Regions from separate parts of the Homo sapiens genome. Here region 1 is linked to region 2. A link is a loop called in an ENCODE intact Hi-C map of the cell type or tissue named here. Cell type or tissue: natural killer cell. All regions are shown on one strand. Each heading gives the region's core, and the rest is flanking DNA. Links, peaks and the distances in the headings are about the cores only.

Region 1 (2,815 bases), core at 207-2,706, 130 kb before region 2:
GAGCGCAGTGGTGCAATCTTGGGTCACTGCAACCTCTGCGTCCCAAGTTCAAGCAATTCTCTTGTCTCAGCCTCCCGAGTAGCTGGGACTACAGGCATGTGCCACCATGCCCAGCTAATTTTTGTATTTTTGATAGAGATGGGGTTTCACCATGTTGGCCAGGATGATCTCGATCTCTTGACCTCTTGATCTGCCTGCCTTGGCCTCCCAAAGTGCTGAGATTACAGGTGTGATCATTTTCTTAATCTGTGAAATGGGGCTAATAACATCTGCTCTGGCTATTACTCTGGGTTTTTATAATAACAAATGAAACAAAAGATGGATCAAATTAAATGACAGAAAACTAATTACACTACACCATAACAGTGTGCTAGACATACTGTTATGAAACAGTATGTTTAACATGATCCCAACTGGAGGAGTGGGGTAGGAGAGGGGCAGGGGGTGGTGGTGATGAATATTTAAAGGCATAGAAAAAAATGCTAGAAGAATATTTCCCAAAATATTGAGGTGCAATTTTGGGGAGATGATCTAGAGCAATAATTTTTTTTTCTTAATGTTCTGCAAATTTCCCCAAAATTTCTCACGTAAACGTGAATTACCTATATAATCAGAAAAAAAGTGAATGTTTAGAAGTACACTGTAGATTGAGAGGCTGCACCTTCTCCCCCTCGCTGGGTGGCCTCACTTGCACTCTGTTGCTTGATCCTTGGCTGAACAAATCAACAACACAAACTAACAACAACACAAATACATAGACTATGACAAAGTAAGGAATTATCATGATGGGCATTAATAAGCAGCGGGAGGCCTCTGTCTTTGGTTTTGTAAAATGTGATTTTGAGTATTCTGTCAGCACTTAGGGGCTTTTGAAATATTATATTGTGTCAGGGCTTAGCAGTGGAAATAAGCCAAGAAAAGGTGCCTCAAAATTGCCTGAAAGCAGATGACAGAAGCAGTTTGCTTTGCTGGGGATCCTCAGCCTCTGTCACTTTGGGGCTGCACAGTGGAGGGAGGTGGCAGGAGCATTGCTGTGGGTGGCAGAGGCCTGTCTTAATGCCAGTTTCTGCAGTGAATGCTGCAAACATCAAGAATGCAGAAGTGGCCCAGGCAGGCTCATTGGCACTCTAAACAAAGCCCGACCCAAATTGAATGTGGAAATGAACTTTGAGGAAGAGTGTAAGGATGTGGACAAGTTTGGCTTTCTTTATAAAGTGACCGCTATCTTTCCTATATTTAAAATTTACAGAAAGAAACTGCTACATTTTTCCTTCAGGCCATGGTAAAGGTTAGAAGTATGAAGTATGAAGTATATTTTCCAAAATGCAAACCTTTCTTGTTTTTCAAAGCAAATACAAGCTGTTTTATGAAGAAGTGCTGGCAAAAGTCCAGAAACTAGCACAGAACTGAAATCAAGGTTGAAAAGAAACGATTCAAAGGAAAACATCTATTTAAGTGGGAACCACACCAACACGTGGGATTTGGCTCCCACCGGAGGCAGCCCGCAGACACCAGGTGTCACGTTTAACTGATAGTGCTTGTTGCTGACCCTGTGGGTGGCAGGAAGGAAGAGGAGTGACTGTGGCATTCGGCAGAGGATGAGCTTTGTCCTATCACTGGCACAGAAGCTGAATTCTTAGATGGCTCGACCACGGGGTTGTGTGGTGAAAAGGGGGATTTCCACTTTCAAAAATAGTATGACTTCAGTTAGGCTTGAAATTGCCTTTTTGGGAAGTTTATTATATTTAGAAACCCCCATTCTCCCCACCCCCCAGTGGCTTTTAAAGTCCATCTGCAGCATGGCACAAGTCTTCAAAAGTTTATTGACTTAATTTACCCCGGGGTTTGGAATCAAGATGTTTTCTTAAAATGTCTGAAACAACCATTGCATTGACAAAAATACATTTTAATTAAAATGCTGAAAGTAGTAAAATGGCAAGGGACCTTTTTTCCTCTTCAGAGTTCTCTCTACTTTTCAAATTGCCTATTTTGTGGTTTTCACAAAGGGTATTGATATCCCAACTCTGGGCAGTGTGCTCTGCTTGCTAGCTTCTGGGAGCCACTGCCTGGAGTCAGGCAGCCACAGGAATCTCCATGTCACCTAGGATGTCAATTACACAAACTGCAAAAGTAGAATCAACTAAAAAAATTCAATAATGAGCATTTTTGTTTAAAAAGTAAACATCAATGTATTGCATTTAGAAGAAAAAAAATCCTTGTAAAATGTAGTAGTCCCGTAAGGAAAGATGAGTTTTCAAAGATGAGCTTTTCATGGAGGCTAAGATGACAGCCCGCTTCCAGTTCAGCAGGAGCCCCTTGGTATGTTTGGCCACCCAGCACAGTGCAATGTGAGAAGGCAGGCAGATTATGTATCGTGGATTTAATTTTGGATTTAGGGAGGCACATGGTCTGCCCAATTCAGTTTCCATTTTTTTCTGTCCTCCCTGAAAACAACTTTCTGTGCAACTTCAATGTGCTGTTCCTCTCAATAACTCCAGCCTGTGGCTAATTTGGACCAGGACAAGGAGAAAAGCTCTTTCTTGCTATGAGTTGCTAAAGGATTCATAGAAGCTAATTCTTCGCCTCCATTTGAAAAGTGGAAGGAAGGTAAAGAATTCCTACTGATCTCCTGTTTCCTACCTTGGAGCAGTGATGTCAAACTCTGTAATCAGTGGTAGTAGCTTTGCATCACATTACTTCAAAATATCTCCTTTACCTGATCACCATTAACTTGAAATCGCTGATTTTTTGGGTGCAATCTCTGCCCCAAGTTTCCACAGAATGTTTTATAACAAATCTTTTGGGTTTTTTTCTT
Region 2 (2,815 bases), core at 47-2,546:
TGACCTCCAGAAACCTCAGAGTGAGCCTCTGGGCAGCCTTTTGCTCAGTTTCCCTTCTGTAAAGTTAATAAATGGAAGTCGAGAATAACTAGGCGGTTGTTTCCTGCAGTTCTGAATTCTGTAAGGATCCCAAAGAGTGAGTGCTGGAGGAACAGGAGTGGCTTTCTAAAAGAGACCATTTCAAACCTGAGTACACTGGCCTGAACTTTCACCTCCCCTTTGATATTCACGCTTTTGGTGTTCCCAAGAAGGCAGACTGAGATTCGTGTTCAGCAGGGCTCCAAACACTTGGTGGGTTTGGCTCAAAAATATCTTATTTACAGATACCTTTTTCTCTTAGAAGTTTAAATCACTTGAAATGCATGTAATTAATCTTAATGAATAAAGACGGGCTTTATCAGAGATCAGAGGGCTCTGGAAGGCTACTGACATTCCCAAGAACACGCTCTCAGGCACTAGCTGACTCCCAGCAGTGGTGAGCCTCATATCAGGTCCTTCAGCTTCAGGAGCGTGTTAAGATGGAGATGCACTCATCACCACTGGGCTCTCTTAGAGATTCTGATTAGAAAGATGGGTCCCAGGAAATTGCATTTTTAGCAAGCACCTACGACAATTCTGAAAGCAAGATGTTTGTGGGCTGAACTATGAAAAACTCAAGGCTTAAAGGAAGCATCACCAATAGCAAGTTAGAGATTAACTTAAAGGATCAGGAAGGGTTGCAGCAGGAAGCAGACTCCAACTCCTGTGACTGAATAAAGAATTTCAGTGAAGAAATTATGAGCATGTGGGTAGGTTTAAAGGAAACAATAGGGGTTGTTAAAGCATTCAGAGACTGGCAATAGCTGGAAATCATCACCGTCCATAGGGCTGAAGGAACAAGGGGAATGTAATAGTGTCACTAAATTCCATTAAGCAATGGGGCTGATGAGGACAGGCCCCCAACAAGGGCTGTAGCCAAAAAGGGATGCAGCAGGTGCCAGAGACAGGGAGGGTGCATAAAAACAGGGAGGGTCAAACAGGCCAGGCACCTACAGTGGTAGAACCCAAATGGAAGCCAGCCAACAAGGGAGCCTGAATGAGCAATTCCAAGGGGCAGTTTCTCTGGGCACTAAACAGGGCAGAGAAGGGCAGGCAGGGGTGGCAATGGAAAATCATCAGCATATTTCAAATCTTAAGAACAACATCACCAACATGAAGAATTGCTGGACAATTAAGGGAGTGAGTAGACCAAAAGGGAAGTCATCTCTACTACCACTACTGCTGAGAGCATCAGTTATAGGAGACGGCCAAGGCCAGGCGTCTTGGAATCAGGAGGGGATGTGGAGGTATAAAGTGTTGGGGAAGGAGAAAGGAAGATGGCAGGGCAGGGCTGTGGTGCTGCGAACCTGACAGATTAGCCTTTTTCAGTCAGCCCTGAAAACCATAAGAAATACACCTGAAAGTACTGTAACAGCCTTCCCAAGACATTCTGAGTAGCACTCACTGTCCTGAGCACCAATTCAGTGTCTTTCTTTGCTGATAGCATTGCCAAAGCTCACTGCTGCCCCCTGGATAAAACAAACCAACTTAATGAACACTTGAAGCTCTCATCATAAATTGTCTTATTATGATGAATCAGGAAGCATCTAATTTCCTCCCTAGATTATGACCACCATTAAGAGGATAGCCAATTAAAAACATTATGTAACTGGATCACATATGTCAGTTCATAGTACAGCTGAGATGTAGAGAAAAGGGGATTTCTTTATCTTTTGTTTAACTAAATTGGCCCTCCCAAGCTTCCACCAGTTCAACCTAGTTGAGATAGTGAGGTCTAGGTGAAAGCATGGAAAAGAACGTGACTTGCTGGTTCCATGTTGTGCTGACGGGATATGGATAGGCCCTGGGCTCATGACAGTTCACAGGTTGCGCTGACAGGAATCCGTGTATCTGTAGCAGCCAGCCCCTTGTCCAGAGCTGCTGCCCTGTTGCTCTTCAGGGCTGAAACCTGCAGCTGGTGGTCTCCAGCTCCAGCAATGTTCTTAAAAAGAACTCGACACTCATTTCCTGATCTCTGCTTCTCTTCAACTCAAATGAGCTCTAGCCCTTTGGGTTTCTGCTGCCTCCATCCCTTGGCTTGGCTGTCCATCCTGTGCTGTGGGGTCACCTTGCTTTGTCTCAGCAGACCCTGTGGCAAGTCCTCTGGCTTTCATCTCAGCATCCAGACCCTGTGGCAAGTCCTCTGGCTTTCATCTCAGCATCCAGTGGGGCAAGAGAATGAAGGGAAGCTCCAGATTGCCAGCTAGCTTGCCAGCTAGCTCTTTCTGTCTGCTCATGTCCTTCCACCCTCTTAAGCACCTGATGATCACATGTGGGTGTGGGCCTGTCTTCACTGTAATCCTCTCCCTACCATCCAAATGGGCATTTATGGCAGCCCGTCTCCTGGGTGATCCTCTCAATGTATCCAAAAAATATACAGTTGATCCTCATTATTTGTAGATTTGCCTATTTGCTAAAATTTATTTCTAACCCCCAAATCAAAACTTGTGCTTTTGTATCATTCATAGACATGCATGATGTGGTAAAAAATTTGAGTCACTCATGCACTTTTCCAGTTGAGGTCGCACCAGGTGAGGCTCTGCCTTTTTGTTTCAGCTCTCATCCTGTAAACAAAAGTCCTTCTGCCTCCTTAGTTGCCCATGTTTTCATTTTTGTGGTTTTTTCTTTGTGACTTTACTGTTTCAAATGGCTCCCCGCCATAGTGCAGAAGTGATGTTTGGTGTTCCTAAGCTGAAGAATGCTGTGATGACCTTACAGAGAAAAGACGTGTTATGGA

Evidence for each region. Hi-C counts contacts between places; a loop is a spot of excess contacts. Peaks named below come from ENCODE experiments on the same cell type or tissue, not always from the same donor. Only the 100,000 strongest peaks of a DNase experiment are listed, where the experiment ranks them.
Region 1: a loop joins it to region 2, with 2.4 times the contacts of the local background. A loop is called at or near these places in 3 of 110 quality-filtered maps.

Annotation. Positions count from the first base shown.
Region 1 is chr6:137,926,729-137,929,543 of GRCh38, reverse strand. No RefSeq gene overlaps it. Among named protein-coding and RNA genes, the nearest start is that of LINC02865, 17 kb to the left of the region's middle. RefSeq lists enhancers at 1,580-1,819, 2,665-2,815. In natural killer cell, for the core only: no CTCF peak of the experiment used is centred there; DNase peaks (open chromatin) are centred at 1,083 and 1,583; H3K27ac peaks cover 819 bases.
Region 2 is chr6:137,798,870-137,801,684 of GRCh38, reverse strand. No RefSeq gene overlaps it. Among named protein-coding and RNA genes, the nearest start is that of LINC02539, 61 kb to the right of the region's middle. In natural killer cell, for the core only: a CTCF peak has its summit at 1,556; a DNase peak (open chromatin) is centred at 1,524.